2 separate regions of the Homo sapiens genome follow, and region 1 is linked to region 2. Evidence: read pairs that join two places in POLR2A ChIA-PET (ENCODE). Cell type or tissue: HepG2. All regions are shown on one strand. Links, peaks and the distances in the headings refer to the core of each region. The heading gives the core; the rest is flanking DNA.

Region 1 (8,312 bases), core at 149-8,148, 85 kb after region 2:
GCTGAGGCAAGAGAACGGCTTGAACCTGGGAGGTGGAGGTTGCGGTGAGCCGAGATCGTGCCACTGCACTCCAGCCTGGGTAACAAAAGCAAAACTCCATCTCAAAAAAAAAAAAATTATTTACCGTGGCCTCTATCTGCGCAGCCATCCCATAAAGGTTGGTGCCATAATTTCCTCGTTACAGATGAGGAAATCGAGGCTCAGGCAGGTTGAGAAACTTACCCAAGACCATACCCCTAATAAATGGGGCAGCTGGGCCACCGAGCATGGCCAGACCACAGCAAGCAACCCAGCCGAACACCCAGGTATAAGTGCATACAGAGCTACCACAACCACGTCACCAACGTGGCCACAGAGCTACCACAACCACGTCACCAACGTGGCCACATGGGGTTATGCAAACCACCTTTTGCTTATCTAAAAAATTCTCTCCAGGGTAGAGCAGACGGAGGCAGTAAGGACCCCAGATTCTCATCAAGTCTATTAGTGCCATGCTAAGGTGGGAGGCAGAACCAGGACCCCTCGTTTCCATCCACCACTAAGAGTTAAGAGCCTATTTCTCCCTGCAGGGAAGCACAGCCTCAATGAGAGAAGAAAAGCCACCTGAGTTTCTTTTTCCTTTTTTTTTTTTTTTGAAACAAGGTGTTGCTCTGTCACCCAGGCTGGAGTGCAGTGGTGTAATCATGGCTCACTGCAGCCATGACTTCCTGGGCTCAAGCGATCCTCCCGCCTCAGCCTCCCAAAGTGCTGGGAGTACAGGTGTGAGCTACTGCACCTGACTCAGATTTCTTTTGTGTAAAATAACAAATGACTAGAACAAAGATGCTAGGGAGTCTTCTTTGAAACAATCCTGTGTGTGCTTGTAAAAGATGACAGGTTTCAGCTGGGCGCGGTGGCTCACGCCTGTAATCCCAGCACTTTGGGAGGCCGAGGCAGGCGGATCATGAGGTCAGGAGATCGAGACCATCCTGGCTAACACGGTGAAACCCCGTCTCTACTAAAAAATACAAAAAAATAAGCTGGGCGTGGTGGCGGGCACCTGTAGTCCCAGCTACTCGGGAGGCTGAGGCAGGAGAATGGCGTGAACCTGGGAGGCGGAGTTTGCAGTGAGCCGAGATTGCGCCATTGCACTCCAGCCTGGGCGACAGAGTGACTCCATCTCAAAAAAAAAAAAAAAAAAATTTGAAAACTTTTTATTTTTATGCAAACCATCTCCAACTTTTGAGAGAAACATTACGGTAACATTAAAATATAACTTTGAAAGGATTTGGGCCAGACATGGTGGCTCATGCCTGTAATCCAGCACTTTGGGAGGCCGAGGCGGGCGGATCCCAAGGTCAGGAGATCGAAACCATCCTGGCTAACACGGTGAAACCCCGTCTCTACTAAAAATCTAAAAAATTAGCCAGGCCTGGTGGCGGGCGCCTGTAGTCCCAGTTATTCGGGAGGCTGAGACAGGAGAATGATGTGAACCCGGGAGGTGGAGCTTGCAGTGAGCCGAGATCGCGCCACTGCACTCCAGCCTGGACGACAGAGCGAGACTCCGTCTCAAAAAAAAAAAAAAAAAAAAAAGATGACAGGTTTCATTTGGAAGAGGGATGTCTGTGGGACATTTGCTGCCTGCAGCTCCTCCAGCAGCTTCAAGAGGAAGGTCGTCCCACACTGCAGGGAGGTGGGTGGTGGACAGAGGTTACCAGGCAGCCTCAGCCTCCATCTGCTTGGGAGCGTCAGCCTAGCCCGACAAGGGGTTTGGTGGGAGGTCAGATCCTGACCAACCTGTGGCTACTGGCGCTGGGTGTCTTGCCCCTGTGACCTCACTTCCTCACCTGCAGGACAGAGATGACTCCTGCTCAATCTCACGCATGGCGTTACCTCGAATAACAAGTCAGGTGGCAGACACACACAGGCATGATCATCAGTGACAATGGCAGTGAGGCCACCAGGGCCCCCTGGCCAGGCTTGGCCCAAGGCTGCCCTGCCTTTGACTCTCTTAGCCTTGGGGTCAGGACAGGGATGGCTCTGGGGGAGCCCATGCTCTCTGCATGGGAAGGGGTACGACTCCCCTTTTCACCCCACCCCCAGAGGAAGACCTCACACATCTTGATGAGGCCATAGCATTTGGCTACATTGGGCCCAACCCCCGCACGTGGCCGCTGCTTAAACGCTGACTGTGAGTGAAGCCATCTCTGATCTCTCCCGCCTCCAGGGGTTTCCTGCTTCCCAGGTCTCAGGCTGAGTGCTCTCAGAAGCACCAGGGCCAGGGCAGACAGGGGGACGCAGCACACCCATTCCTGGCAGACCCACGAACTAGCAACAGCCCAAAGCAGGCACCCTGCAGCAACTTTCAAATCAGCGCCGCCCCCCACCCACTGCCAACACTCCTGGAAGGCACAGGCACCCGGCCACACACCCATGACATCCCTAACAGTTTTTTTTTTTTTTTTGAGATGGAGTCTCGCTCTGTCGCCCAGGCTGGAGTGCAGTGGCGCGATCTCGGCTCACTGCAATCTCTGCCTCCTGGGTTCATGCCATTCTCCTGCCTCAGCCTCCTAAGTAGATGGGACTACAGGCGCCCGCCACCACGCCCAGCTAATTTTTTGTATTTTTAGTAATTTTTTTGTATTTAGTAATTTTTGTATTTTTAGAGATGGGGTTTCACCATGTTAGCCAGGATGGTCTCGATCTCCTGACCTCGTGATCCACCCGCCTTGGCCTCCCAAAGTGCTGGGATTACAGGCGTGAGCCACAGCGCCCAGCCCCCTCCTAACAGTTTAACACTCGAAACACAGATGTGTCCACTTGAGACACGTCTGTAATCCCAGCACTTTGGGAGGCCGAGGCAGATAGATCACCTGAGGTAAAAGGTTCAAGACCAGCCTGGCCAACATGGTGAAACCCCGTCTCTACTAGATTGCACACAGGGACACTGGGCAGCCATGAAAGAGAACAAGAGCCCTTTGTGCGGAGAAAACCCAAGACCCACACTGAGGAAAAGAGAGGGGAGCCCCTGAGTGCAGGAGGAGACAGAGCCACCTGCCTGCTGCACAGATGAAAAACACTCCTAGCACGGGCTGTTGGACACCCTTCATTGCACTCTGCACTTTGATTTGGAGCATGTGGATGTGCGAGTGTCAAGAAATCAAGGTGTGAGAGTGAGTAAGCCCGCAGCACCCAAGTCAGTCTTAGAATTCAGGGTGGGGGCCTGGTGGTCTGGGGCAAACACAGATCTGCCATCAGACAGCCTGTGTGGCTTCCGTGGCTCACCGTGCTTCCCTGAGCTTCCCTGGTTCCCGCTGATGAAACAGAGAAATCACCTACCATAAGAGTTATTGTAGGCTGGGGACGGTGGCTCACGCCTGTAATCCCAGCACTTTGGGAGGCCGAGGCAGGCCGATCACCTGAGGTAAGGGGTTCAAGACCAGCCTGGCCAACATGGTGAAACCCCATCTCTACTAAAAAATACAAAAATTAGCTGGGCATGGTGGTGGGTTCCTGTAGTCCCAGCTACTCAGGAGGCTGAGGCAGGAGAATGGCAAGAACCTAGGAGGTGGAGTTTGCAGTGAGCTGAGATTGCACCACTACACTCCAGCCTGGGCAATGTGGTAAGATCCCGTCTCTCTTAAAAATACAAAAAAAAAAAAAAAAAAAAAAAATGCTGAGCGTGGTGGTGTGTGCCTGTGGTCCCAGTTACTCTGGAGGCTGAGGTGGGAGAATCGTTTGATCCCCGGAGGCGGAGACTGCAGTGAGCTGAGGCACTCCAGCCTGGGTGACAGAGCAAGACTTGTCTCAGAAAAAAAAATAAAAACAAAAAAAGAAGCTGCTGAGAGCAGGCAAATGGAAGCCCAGAGGGAGAAACGCCCGCACGAAACCAGGAGTCTGTGTTTGTTTAGCAAACAGAGCCTGCTCTTTGGGTCAGAGGGAACCATGTGGTTGAGCCGTGAGCTTCCTCTTGCATCTCACTTCCGCCAGTGCTCGTCTCAGAGGGCGGTGGCTGATCCCTGGCTGAGACCAACCCACTCGTTCCATAAACTCACACGCCCCCCGCACGGGGCGTCCTCCTCCTCAACAAGAACCCAGGATGCCAGGCATCAATGCCTGCGGAGACCCGAGTCCGGGAGGTGCGTGCGGAGACCCGAGTCCGGGAGGCGTGTGTTGGCCACAGAACTGCCCTCAGCAGTGCCCCTGATCCCCCGCTTCTCCGCTCCTGCAGGGATCCCGACCCAGCCCCTGCCTGGCGTGTGTCAAGTCTTGAGGTGAGCCCTAAGGGGACCCCACCGCTGGTCACAGCAGAAAGGCAGCAGCTGAGAGGTGACAGCGTCAGATCCTACCTGAGAAGGTGCCCTCTCTCCTGGCTAAGAAGCACCCCTGTCACATGCGCCTCACGATGCGGCTATGCTATTAATCCCGGTCCAAGAGGTCCAGAGAGGGTGAGGAACTGACCCAAGGCCACCCAGCTGAGTCTGACCCTGGGCCTAGCCTTGGCTCCAGGGCTGACACGGAGACCTCAACTCTTCCCCCTCACCACCATCCGAGTCCCCTGAGGGTGGGGTGCCTCACTCCTGCAGCAGCAGACCAGGGAACTTGTTACAGATGCAGATTCTCAGGCTGACCTGGGAGGGTCAGAGTCAGATGTTCCGGGCAGGACTCGGATCTGGATTTAACAGGCCTGACAACGGAGCCTCGAGTCCTGCTCGAGGGAGAAGACCTGCAATTCCAGAACCCACGCGACGGGCCAGGCACGGGCAGCTTTGGAAACACAGATTCCTGGGGCCTGCAAAGACCTACAGAACAGGAATCTGGGGTGCAGGATTTTTTCTTTTTTTAGCTGGAGTTTCACTCTTGTTACCTAGGCTGGAGTGCAATGGCGCAATCCTGGCTCACCACAACCTCCGCCTCCCAGGTTCAAGCGATTCTCCTGCCTCATCCTCCTCAGTAGCTGGGATTACAGGCATGTACCACGACGCCCAGCTAACTTTCTTTTTTTCTTTTTTTTTTTTTTCAGTAGAGACGGGGTTTCTCCATGTTGGTCAGGCTGGTCTCGAACTCCCGACCTCAGGTGATCCGCCTGCCTTGGCCTCCCAAAGTGCTGGGATGACAGGCGTGAGCCACCGCCCCCGGCCGGGGGATATTTTTCACAGCTCTCCAGGGCGGTGAGACCTTCACAGCAGAGGTCAAGGTCGTTCTGGGTGAATGTACATTCCGGATTCTTGCATTTCACTGTATGTAAATTTCACCTCAAAAGAAACAACTATAAACAAACGTTGGTGTCTGCTTAATACCACACAGGCTGAAGTATTTAGGGGAACCGTCCTACCATCCACAACTTCCCTGAAATGCATTAAAATGAGATGGAAGGGAGGATGGAGAGAGACGCAAGGAAATACCTGGAGACAGTGGAGGAGGATCTGGAGGTGGGTTGTGGGCACTCCCTCAGATTCTCGGCCCCCGGTCCGCTGCAGTCGGCAGAATCACGGCCCCTAAAGCTGTCTGTGTTCTAACCCCAGAACCTGTGAGCATGTACCGAGAGGAGCTTACAGTGGCAGTTGAGGGTCCAGGTGCTGACCCCTGACAGGTGGATCATCCTGGGTTTCTGACCTCTTCAACTGTAAGAGAATAACCTATGTTTGTTTTGTTTTTGTTTTTGAAATGGAGTCTCACTGTGTCGCCCAGGCTGGAGGGCAGTGGCGCAATCTCGACTCACTACAACCTCCGCCTCCCAGATTCAAGCGATTCTCCTGCCTTAACCTCCTAAACAACTGGGACTACAGACGCCCGCCACCAAGCTCAGCAAATTTTTGTATTTTTAGTAGAGACGGGGTTTCACCATGTTGGCCAGGCTGTTCTCAAACTCCTGACCTCATGTGATCCGCCAGCCTCAGCCTCCCAAAGTGCTGGGATTACAGGTGTGAGCCACCACACCTGGCCCATACACTCCTTTTAAACTACTCCCACGCACTCCTCCCGCTCCTCAGTCCCAGAGAGACACACGCGCTGGAATGAAGGGGTCTTTGGAATGAGGAGGACAGAGAAGCCAGGCGAGGCTGGGCCCTTCCTCCAGGTGTCCTCGACTTCCCCGGCACGGGCTGATTTGCCTAATTACCAGGTGTGTTTCCAGCCCGCCTTCCTCCTAAATGGGGCCTCAACCTTATCTGGAGTCCCAATGCCCTCTGAGGAGTCAGAGTGAATGATCAGAGCCGAAACCTTCTGTCTTCCTGCACTGAGACCCACTGATATGTTTGCTTAAATGGGCTGCAAACCAGGACCAGACCAACCAGTCCCTACAGGCTGTGGGAGCCGGCTCTCACCAGCACTCCAATACCCCTGTTGCTGAATTAGGAAGACATAGCAGATTCTTTCCTATCTGGGGCAGAGAAACTACTCTCTGTGAACATCAGGCTGGTGGTGAGTCGGTGTAGGAGGGCCTGGAAGGTGGCAGTGAGGACGGGGCCACATTCCCACCATTAACCGAATCTCAACAGTAGCACAGGGACCCCAAGCCTTTGCCCAAAAGCACAAGGCAGAACTTGCAAGAGCTGCCCAAGCCAGGGCTCAGCGAAAAATCACACGGGCTATGCTTATCCACGCTTCTAAGACGGCCAACCGCGAGCGCAGGCAGGTTCACAGATTCACACGGGCTATGCTTATCCACGCTTCTACGACGGCCAACCGTGAGTGCGGGCAGGTTCACAGATTCACACGGGCTATGCTTATCTAGGCTTCTACGACGGCCAACTGCGAGTGCGGGCAGGTTCACAGATTCACACGGGCTATGCTTATCCACGCTTCTACGACGGCCAACCGCGAGTGCGGGCAGGTTCACAGATTCACCCGGGCTATGCTTATGGGGCCTTCTACGACGGCCAGCCGCGAGTGCGGGCAGGTTCACAGATTCACACGGGCTATGCTTGTGGGGCCTTCTACGACGGCCAGCTGCGAGTGCGGGCAGGTTCACAGATTCACACGGGCTATGCTTATGGGGCCTTCTACGACGGCCAACCGCGAATGCGGGCAGGTTCACAGATTCACATGGGCTATGCTTATCCACACTTCTACGATGGCCAACCGCGAGTGCGGGCAGGTTCACAGATTCACACGGGCTATGCTTATCCAGGCTTCTACGACGGCCAACCGCGAGTGCGGGCAGGTTCACAGATTCACACGGGCTATGCTTATCCAGGCTTCTACAACGGCCAACCGCGAGTGCGGGCAGGTTCACAGATTCACACGGGCTATGCTTATGGGGCCTTCTACGACGGCCAACCGCGAATGCGGGCAGGTTCACAGATTCACATGGGCTATGCTTATCCACACTTCTACGATGGCCAACCGCGAGTGCGGGCAGGTTCACAGATTCACACGGGCTATGCTTATCCAGGCTTCTACGATGGCCAACCGCGAGTGCGGGCAGGTTCACAGATTCACACGGGCTATGCTTATCCAGGCTTCTACGACGGCCAACCGTGAGCACAGGCAGGTTCACAGATTCACACGGGCTATGCTTATGGGGCCTTCTACGACGGCCAACCGCGAGCGCGGGCAGGTTCACAGATTCACACGGGCTATGCTTATCCATGCTTCTACGACGGCCAACCGTGAGCACAGGCAGGTTCACAGATTCACACGGGCTATGCTTATCCAGGCTTCTACGACGGCCAACCGCGAGCGCAGGCAGGTTCACAGATTCACACGGGCTATGCTTATCCATGCTTCTACGACGGCCAACCGCGAGCGCAGGCAGGTTCACAGATGTCTCCGTAAAGAGAAGAGTCTTGCTGCAGGACTGCCTTCCTGTGAGGTAACCCTTGCTCAGAGGTGAGACTATATCGGGAATGCCATCTACAAACAAACCCCAGCTCACACAGAGACACACCCAGCTCACACCCACACCCACACACAGCGGCCAGCCTCCTTCCCGCTTTCTACATGGGAGGGCTCAGGGATAGAGGTCATTTTACGTCACAGGGAAACACGCCCCGGAGGAGCTCCCAGCCCCCACCGGGTGCACCTTGCAGAACCCCTCCCTGAGAATCCGGTCGGGATTCGCAGCCTGGACCCACACGTGCTGCTCCCCAAGGCAGGTCCAGCGAGTGCACAGGTGCAGATCCCTTGCTGCCACCTCCACTGGCCAGTGCTTCCGGAGCCAGGCGTGCCCAGGGCTGCACAGACGTTAGCACCACGCTGCACCTCCCATTTCACGGAGAAGGAAACCGAGGCACAAAGGCGAAGCTTCTCAAGCCCAGCAGGCCGTAGGCCTGAGCTGAACCTGCCCCTGAGCCCAGCAGGGCGTAGGGGCTGAGCTGAACCTGCCCCTG
Region 2 (8,312 bases), core at 53-8,052:
AGCCGAGATCGCGCCTCTGGACGCCAGCCCGGGCGACAGAGCCAGGCCTCCTCTCATAACCAAAAACAAAAACCTGGAAACACAAAGCAGAACCCGGCGTTCGAGGCCAGGCGCTCGGCCCGGGCGCTGTCCTTGGTGCTGACCTCGCGCAGCGCTTGGGGTCCTGGGGAAAGCGGGGCCGGGCTTTGAGGGCAGTGGCCAAGGCAGGTGGGAGCGGGGGTCCCCGATGAAGGGGCTGCGAGACTGGGGCCTCCAAGCCCCTCCAGGACCCGAATGCGGTTCCCGCCCGGCCCGCGGCTCCGCAGGTCTTTCAGGCGAGAGGGCGGGGCGAGCCAGGGACTCCGCCTCCCATTGGCTGAGACGGCCAGGCCCCGCCCCCAGCCCCGCCCCGCAGCCGCGAGGAGGCGGTGCCGCAGCCCGCGCGGAGGACAAAGGCTCCCCCCTCCGCCGCTGCAGGCGAACCCCGCCCCGGGGAGGGAGGAGCACAGGCCCCAGGAAAGCAAAGCCCGGGGGTCCAGATTCAGCTCTGCGGCAGTGGGGCAGCGTCCTGTGTCCCGCGGGCCCCGGTGTTTCTGCATAGCCCGGCCCGCCCCTGCCCCCCCCGGGGTGACTGCAGGCGGCCGCTCGGCTTTCCGGGCTTCGGGTTTTCTCATCCTCCCGGCGGGCTGCGCCCGGCTTACTGCATCCCCGCGAGCTGCCGGGGGCTCGGCTCCCAGCGCAGGGGTGACCGCGGTGAGTCGTCCGCGCTGCCGCGTGACCGCCCGGGACCCGGCTTTGCTCCCGGCCTCGAGTCACCCCGACTTCCCTCTGCCCAGAGTGCACGGGCCTTCCTGCCCAGCCAGGCACCGCCCGAGGACCCCAGACAGGGAAGCAGCCGCGTTGCACCCCCTATCAGCTGCGGGAGTGGAGGCCGAGAACGGCCAAGGAACTTCCCATTGATTCCACAAGGGCAGCAGAGCAAAGGAACACGCTCTTGCCGCCCCCGCCCCCGAGAAAATTTCCTTCTCTGTTGCTTTCATTGTTAAAAAGAATCAGATACTATTATTACTGTGAGACAGGATCTCACTCTATCGCCTAGTCTGGAGTACAGTGGTGCGGTCATAGTTCATTGCAGCCTCGACCTCCCACGCTGAAGCAATGCTCCCATCTCAGCCTCCCAGGTAGCTGGGACTACAGGCGCGGCCCACCACGCCAGGCTAATTTTTTTTTTTTTTTTTTTAAGAAACGGAGTTTCACCATGTTATCCCGGCTGGTCTTGAACTCCTTCGCTAAAGTGATCCTCCAGTTTCAGTCTCCCAAAGTGCTGGGATTACATGAGATTCCTCATCCACCGTGCCCGGCCAGGTATTAATTTTTAAAAAGAAATATATTAAGAAAAAACAAACAACTCAAAAGGAATAAAAAGTAGCGGGCAAACTAAGAGCTCCAGTGTTCAGAAGCAGAGCACAAGGCAGCCAAGGACACGGTCCAGGGGACAAGGGCTCCCTCTGCTACCCGTGGAGCCTCAGGGGATGTCTGCATGTGCACCTGACTTCTAGATCCCAGCTCTTGCCTGACAAGTGCCTTGTGGGACCACAGCTCTGGGCCCATCCCAGCCATAGAAGGAGAAACCCCAGGTGGGCCCCAGGGCTGCCTGCCCTCCCTCTCCCCAGAGACCCCTGACCCTCCCAGGAGCCCCAGGGCTGCCTGCCCTCCCTCCCCCCAGCGACCCCTGACCCTCCCAGGAGCAGATGCTCAGGGGAGGCTTGGCCCCAGTGACCACATTAATGAGCCCTCAGCCCCTCCCATCAGGCCAAGGCAGCTGTCAGAGGCTGCTCCGGGAGTCCTGGTTTGATTTGAGGCCACTGTCCCCCAGGTCTCCCCTCCCCCAGGCTCTCCTTGGCAGGCACAGCTGTCTCCTTGGGTGATTAGAGTCTCCCCACTACTGGGCCTCCCACCCTCAGAGGCGCCTCCACCCGGAGCCAAAGTTGCAATTTACATGTCAGCCACGTGGCTGGCCCTGTTGTAATTAGCTTTTTGTTCCTGCCTGGTTTCCATGGCAACAGCCTCCGGAGGCTGCCTTTCTCTGGCCCCTTCCCCTCCAGGACCGTCTCCTGCACCCCCTCCTTCCCAGAATCAGCGCTGCACCAGCCCTGAGCTGGGTCCCTGGCCTTGGTCCTGACAAAGCCAGCCTCCCCCCCCGATCCCCTGTTCCCCAACACTGTTCGGAGGGCAGATCCTTTGGCAAGCAGCGCCCCCAACCCGCCCCGCCCGAGCCCCAGGTTGGCTCCTGCAGGGGATGAGAACCAAGGGCCAGCCCAGCTCTCTCGCACCTGCTGTGTGACCTTGGGCCAGGGACAGCCTCCCAGGACCAGGGGACACGACGTCCCCTTAATGATTTAGGCAGGGGTCCCTGCACAGCTGCACCAACGCCCCTTTCTGCGTGGCCCCAACATCTGCGAGGTGGGCTAACAATGGAGGGAGGGGCGCGCCACGGTGCAGCCTCCACACCCCACAGCCCGGCTTTGTTCCCACATCCAATCCCCAGACTGGTAGACCCTGGGTGGGCGCGGTCAAGCCCCGCGGGGGTTGCCCAGGAGCGGCTGCGCCGATGGAGAGCCTGGTCCTGGACCAAGGTCATCTCGAGTCCAGGCCCAACCCCTCCAACAAAGGGACAGGGTGGAGCTAGGACGCCGAGGGGTGTCGGAGCAGGCTGGGGAAATCGGGGCGGCTCTAGCCTCTCGGGGGACGTTCGGCTACTCCAGTGGGGGGTTCGGGCCGAGGAAATCACGGCTGTGAGGAGAACCCCCCACCCCACCCAAACCTGCCTACCCCACCCGTCTCACTCAAGGCTATGCCGCGGCCCCAAAAAAGAGGGCCACGCCCAGACAGGGCTCCCAGCTGCACCTGCGGAGGCCCGGTGGAGGGGGTGCAGGTGTGGAGGGGGCGCAGGTGTGGAGGGGGCTGAGGCTTCGCGACTGACGTGAGCTGCGCCTCGACAGCCCGAGGTCACCTGGGCAGGGGCAGAGAGGTGCAGGCGAGAGTCCCAGGGCGGGGGCCCCGCGTCCCGGCCGCCCGGCGCGGCGCTGGGCGCATCCCTTTGTTGCAGGTTCGCAGGGGCGGGGGCAGCTGGAGGTGCGGCCCGCGGGGCACGGCGCCTCCCTCCTCCCGCCCCGGGGCCCGGGACAGGCCGGGGCGCGCAGCCTCACCTTGGCCCCGATCTGGTTGCCGCACTGGCCGGCCTGGATGTGCACGATCTCCCTCATACTGGGCGCGTCTGGCGGGCGGCTGCGGACGGGCGCGGGCGGGCCGGGCTGGCTGCTGAGGGTCGGGGACCGCGGCCGCGCGCTCTTATAGCCGCGGCCCCGCCCTTCGCATCGGCTGATGTCACCGCGGGTGGCCAATCGGGAGGCGCCGCCGCAGAGCCCCGCCCGGCCCGCAGGCTCCGCACCGCGCGTCCCCGCCCGCCGCGCGCAATGCGGCGCCCCTCCCGCAGCCAAGGATCCCCCAGCGCTGGGCCGGGCGCGGTCTGAGGGCCCCGCGCATTCGAAAGGAGGGGCTGTCTCCCAGAGGAGCTGGCTGTGGGGGCGCCGGGCTCCAGGGAGGACAATGGCCCCTCTTGGCCCTGGGAACCCCGCCCCCAGCTACCCTCTCGGTTCCGCCCTTGCGACAGCCCCACCCTGCGGCTTTGTACGGAGGGTCTTTTTTCCCCACGCCGGTTTAGAGACCAACCCGCACCATCCCAGCTCCCTGTCTTTTGGCAGACAAGGTGCTCTGAGCTTTTGCCGGTTTTGGGTGGGGGAGGTAGGTAAAGGCTGGCCCAGGCCCTGAACCCACTGAGAAGAAACAAAGCGTCGGATCAGAGCTCGGAAGGGCGCGAACACAGAGGGGTGGCGGCGGCCGAGAGCGAGCTCCGTGGGTCGCCGGCTTCCGCAGTGGGCGGGGAGGGGGTGGGCACCCGACCTCCTCCACCAAGGGGCTGCCATGAGCGTCCAAAGGAGCTTTGTGGGCCCGGGCGCGCACAGCACCTGGACGTGCCACTGCCCGGTGCGCATCCGTGTCAGGAATTGTCACAAGGACGCACAAGCCAGGCAAGAACCCGGCCAGGGTGGGGGAGGGTGGGCAGCGGCTTCTATCTGACTCACTCTCTGAGGTCGGAGACTGCGTGCAGGGGGGCCTCGGGGGAGCGACTGGAGATGCGTTTACTGGTCAGAGAAGGAAGGGAGCAAAGGACTCGCCGGCACGGCACTGACCTCCTCCTGGGCCAGATATTACAGTGCCACCACCTTAGAACAAGGGCCTTCTGATACTTCAGTAACAAAAATCCTTCAGGAAGGGTCTGACAGTGCACGATGTACAGACGAACCCCACCCGGCCCCCAAATCAGCATTCACTTCACAAAATGAGCAGCTGCGAACTTGCCTGTGGACGCCTGTGTCCGGTCTGTGTGCACAGGGCTGTGTGTGGGTGGCGTGGACCTGTACCTGTCTCTCTCTTTTCTCTCAAGAAGCTCTCCAGTTTGGAAAGTCGAGAAATGGATCTTTTGTTCTCAAGAGATGCCCCTCCCTGCCCCACAGTGTGCTCGTGTGGCTGCTGCTGGGGTCTAGCTGCCTGGGGTTCCTCCCTGTCCCTGTTCAAGGGAGTCCGGGGTGAGTGTCTGAGGTGCCTCCCTGTCTCCACGAGGGAAGAAGTTTTGCAGCCTCAGGGCAGCCAGCTCCTGCTCCATCCTCAGAGGGGTCTGGTGCCGGGCTTAAGGCTGACTCACCGTCCGGTCTCCCAGCAGAGGCGGGCCCTGCCAGGAAGCAGCTCCCAGTTCTGAGGCCGGCAGTCAGGGGTGGGGCTGGCCAGGGGGCTGCTGACTGAGCCTGCGTAGGAGTCGGCTGATGGCCCTGCAGCCTCCATTGAGCCTGTCCCAGGAAGGGGGCTGACTGAGTGCTCAGTCTCTGCAGAGGAAATGGAGGTGGTCTCTTCAGCGAGACGCCCAGGTTTCAGCAGAGGGATGGCCCAGGGGCGCCACTGCTCCCCAGCACCAGGCAGCATAGTTCATCCCCAGGTACTCACTCCCAGGGACTTCTCCGCCGGCTGGGCCTCTGCCTCACTGCCATCTTCAGAAGCCTCACATCAAGCATTTCCCAGGACTGGCTGAACACAGACCCTCCACCCCCGACCCCTTCCCCACCTGCCTACTCCCAGAATGGCAGTGCTGGGCAGACAGCAGACCCAGCCCCCAGCCCACCTGCACTGAGCCCCCTTCCAGGCATCTCAGAGTGGACAGGGATGGTCCCATTCACGGCTCATCATGGCTGGAGGGACTCAGGGCCAGGGCCAGCAAAGGGATGTGTCCCGGCTGAGGTCACATGTGGTCACAGGGAAGGCTGGGAACCCGCCTCTTCTGCAGCTAGGACAGCGTCAAGAGTGGAGGGGACTGGGGCCCTGCTGCACCTGCTCGTCCTTCCTCTAGGCTGGGGTTTGTCAGCACGGAGAGAAAACCGAGAAGCAGGGTCAGCGCAAGCCTGGTTGGGACCTCCACACTCCCCAGGCATTTGGGGCCTCTGGGGCTGTGGCTTCCTCACCTGGGGAGGCAGCCACGTTTTCCGGGACTCCTTTCTTCCCTCTCGACTCTCACCCCTGCCCACCTTCCCCTCCCCCATCCCTCCACCCGCAAACTTCAAGCACTTTCTGGAAGGGGCTAAGGTGGGTGATGCTGAGTCACATTTATTACCAGACTTTCCTGGCCCCATGCTCACAGGCACTGGTCACTGAGTCAGGCATTTGCCAGGGCTGTCTGCTTGGGCGACTGCTGCAGGAAAGCAGGCTGAGGCCCCAGTGCCCAGTCTGAGCCTTAGAACCGGCCCTCAGGAGGGCTCAGCCCCATACCACTAGGGGGGCTCCTGCAAACCTGGTCCCTTGGCCTGAGGCAGGGATTTCACCTCCTTTTGCAGGAGCCGCTGCAAGGCTGTGGATGAAGCTTTCTGGTCACAAAGCCCCTTCTCCTGGGGCTGCTGTGGGAGTAGCTCTTGGCACACACTTCCACCCAGAGACTTCACATCCCAGCTGACGAGGGCACGGTCCTGAGAGCTGGCAGCAAAGATGGGGTGGGGTGGATGCTGCTCAGTCATTGGAGCAGACGGAGTGTCCCAGGAGTGGGCGGAAAATGTCTCTTTAGGAGCCTGAGGTTGGCCCCTGGTGCCCGGAGCCTGAGGCCCCACAACCTCCCCATGTCCTCCTCCGTTCCCCACGACTGCTGGTGAGAAGTCCTGCCTGGAGTTTTGCAGGGACCCCTCCCTGGACCCAGAAGGGTCCGCGCTTCAACACTTTCAGAGATCATTTAGTCCATCCTCTTTGACAAACGGGGACCAGGGAGGTAAGGAACTGCCCAGGGTCACACAGGAACCAGACCACACAATATCACCACCTCCCTCTGCCCAGCACACTTAAAGCCGCGTGCACCGCGCTCACCAGGAGCATGTCAGCACCTCCTTGAGCGTCCTGCGGAGCTCCTGGCTGTGGAAGGCGTAGATGAGGGGGTCGATGATGGCATTGCAGATGATGAGGGCGAGAAAGAGGTTGAAGTTCTTGAAGATGCAGCCGCACGTGGGGTGCTCGGGGCAGAGGACGATGAGTGTGAGATGCAGGAAGAAGGGGCCCCAGCAGAGGAAGAAAATGCCCAGCAGGATGGTGAGGGTGACAGCGCCTTTAAGGCCAAAGCCCTGGTGGACCGGGCGCTGCCTCTTGTGGAGCCGGGCGATGCCCTGGGCGTGCTGGCAGGCCCGGGCCAGCATGTGGACGTACAGCACGGCCATGAGCACCAGCATAGCCAGGAAGAAGACCACGAGGCACAGCAGGACGGCCACGTGGTCGTAGTAGGCGATGAAGAGCGTGCTGAAGACGACACTGGCCACCCAGATGGCCGCAACGGCTCGCCGCGCCCGCGGCAGGGTCACGATGCTGTGGTAGCGCAGTGCGTAGAAGATGGAGATGTAGCGGTCCACGGCGATGGCGCCCAGGAAGCAGAGGCTGGACAGCATGGAGCTGCAGGTGATCACGTCAATGACATTGTCCAGCTGCTGCAGCACCGCAGCCCGGGCCACCAGTGCACCGGCCTCCAGCAGGAGGATGACGGCCGTCTCCAGCACGTTGCTCCCGCTCACCAGCAGGTCCGACAAGGCCAGGCAGCAGATGAAGCAGTACATGGGTGAGTGCAGGTTCCGGTTCTTGGCGATGGTGGCCACCACCAGCGCGTTCTCCACCAAGCTCACCAGCCCCAGGCTGAGGAAGAGCCCGTCAGAGATGGACACCTCCAGGCACCGGGCTCCTGTCTGGTTGGCAGCCAGCCCCAGCTGGGGGATGGCTGTGGGGGTGGAGTTGAGGGAGCCCAGAAGTCTTCTCTGGGATCCCTGCACAGCCATAGTCCTGTCCAGGAAGCAGGAAGGAGTCGTTGGAGGCCTCCAGGTCCCCACAGTTCTTCCCCTCCAGGTGTCCTGCTTAGTTCATGGTGCTGCCAGGGGGCCTTGGGTGTCCCCCATGCCTGCCTCCTTCCATCTGGGCACCCCCAGATCTGCCCTCACACCCTCTCCCTGGCTGGACAGGTCAGCCCAGGCATGGCCCAGCCAGTCCAGACACCTCCTGGCATCTACCGCCTGGGCTCAGGGATTCTCACAACCAAGCCTGGTCCTCAGCTCCCTCCCTGCCTCTTCCCTGGTGGCTGCTGCTCAGGTCCCCAGGACATTTCGACACCTCTGGACCGTCCTGGCCTCTGTCTCCTGCCTTCCTGGGCCAGGGCTGCGCTGAGGTCCTGGGAAGAATGGAGCTTTTCTCTGCGTTTTAAAAAGTCGTTCTCAGAGCCCCTCCCACTGAGGGCGGCCACATGCCGGGGGCGTGAGCACCCACCATGGCCCGGCCTGCCACCAGGCGGCGTGCAGGACCCAGGGGGTCCCTCACACCGCGGATCTCCTTTACGTTAAAAAACACCACAGTCTGTCCTGGTCACCAGGGCCCCCACCTGGCCGCCCCTCTAGGAGTCCGGAGCTTCCCCGGGACCTGCCCTCTCCAGAGGCCCCACCCTTCACCCCTCCCCTCGTCAGCAGCTCAGGGAGGACAGGGGTCCCCTCTGCTCTCAGCCAAAGCACGCATGGAGCAGCAACTCAGCTGTCAACGTTCACGGCAGATTTGGGGGCTGGACCAGGGAGAACTTTCCAATAATTAAAGTTCTGGAAACTGAGTGAGCCCTGCAGGAGTTTGCACATCGCGCGGGGTGAGGGGGCTTCCGGCCAGGGCAGAGCGTGAAAGCGTCCAATGCTAGTGAGCCCTGGAGAGGTTGGTGTTTTCAGGCA

What was found. Peaks named below come from ENCODE experiments on the same cell type or tissue, not always from the same donor. Only the 100,000 strongest peaks of a DNase experiment are listed, where the experiment ranks them.
Region 1: POLR2A ChIA-PET joins it to region 2 with 11 read pairs; 10 of 35 experiments call an interaction of 5 or more read pairs at or near these places.

Annotation. Positions count from the first base shown.
Region 1 is chr16:89,833,506-89,841,817 of GRCh38, reverse strand. The region is part of intron 1 of SPIRE2 (spire type actin nucleation factor 2); the gene reads right to left. LOC124903760 (a long non-coding RNA gene) reads left to right here and starts at 3,780. Exons shown (of 2, transcript XR_007065186.1): 1 at 3,780-4,118; 2 at 4,211-5,259. RefSeq lists enhancers at 3,538-4,159, 4,160-4,782, 6,794-7,993. In HepG2, for the core only: a CTCF peak has its summit at 3,027; DNase peaks (open chromatin) are centred at 2,987, 3,917, 5,187 and 7,842; H3K4me3 peaks cover 1,045 bases.
Region 2 is chr16:89,918,335-89,926,646 of GRCh38, reverse strand. It overlaps MC1R (melanocortin 1 receptor), which reads right to left and starts at 7,785. Exons shown (of 1, transcript NM_002386.4): 1 at 5,675-7,785. The coding sequence starts at 7,388. The coding sequence ends at 6,435. It overlaps TUBB3 (tubulin beta 3 class III), which reads right to left and starts at 3,305. Exons shown (of 4, transcript NM_006086.4): 1 at 3,189-3,305. The coding sequence starts at 3,245. LOC124903759 (keratin-associated protein 5-1-like) reads right to left here. Exons shown (of 4, transcript XM_047435031.1): 4 at 7,677-7,796. The coding sequence ends at 7,692. RefSeq lists silencers at 49-708, 3,049-3,298, 3,379-3,528, 3,549-3,638, 7,064-7,345 and enhancers at 475-1,375, 3,492-3,786, 3,709-4,592, 5,479-6,362, 6,363-7,246 and 3 more. In HepG2, for the core only: a CTCF peak has its summit at 7,900; DNase peaks (open chromatin) are centred at 3,476, 4,106, 4,776, 7,866 and 4 weaker places; H3K4me3 peaks cover 5,729 bases.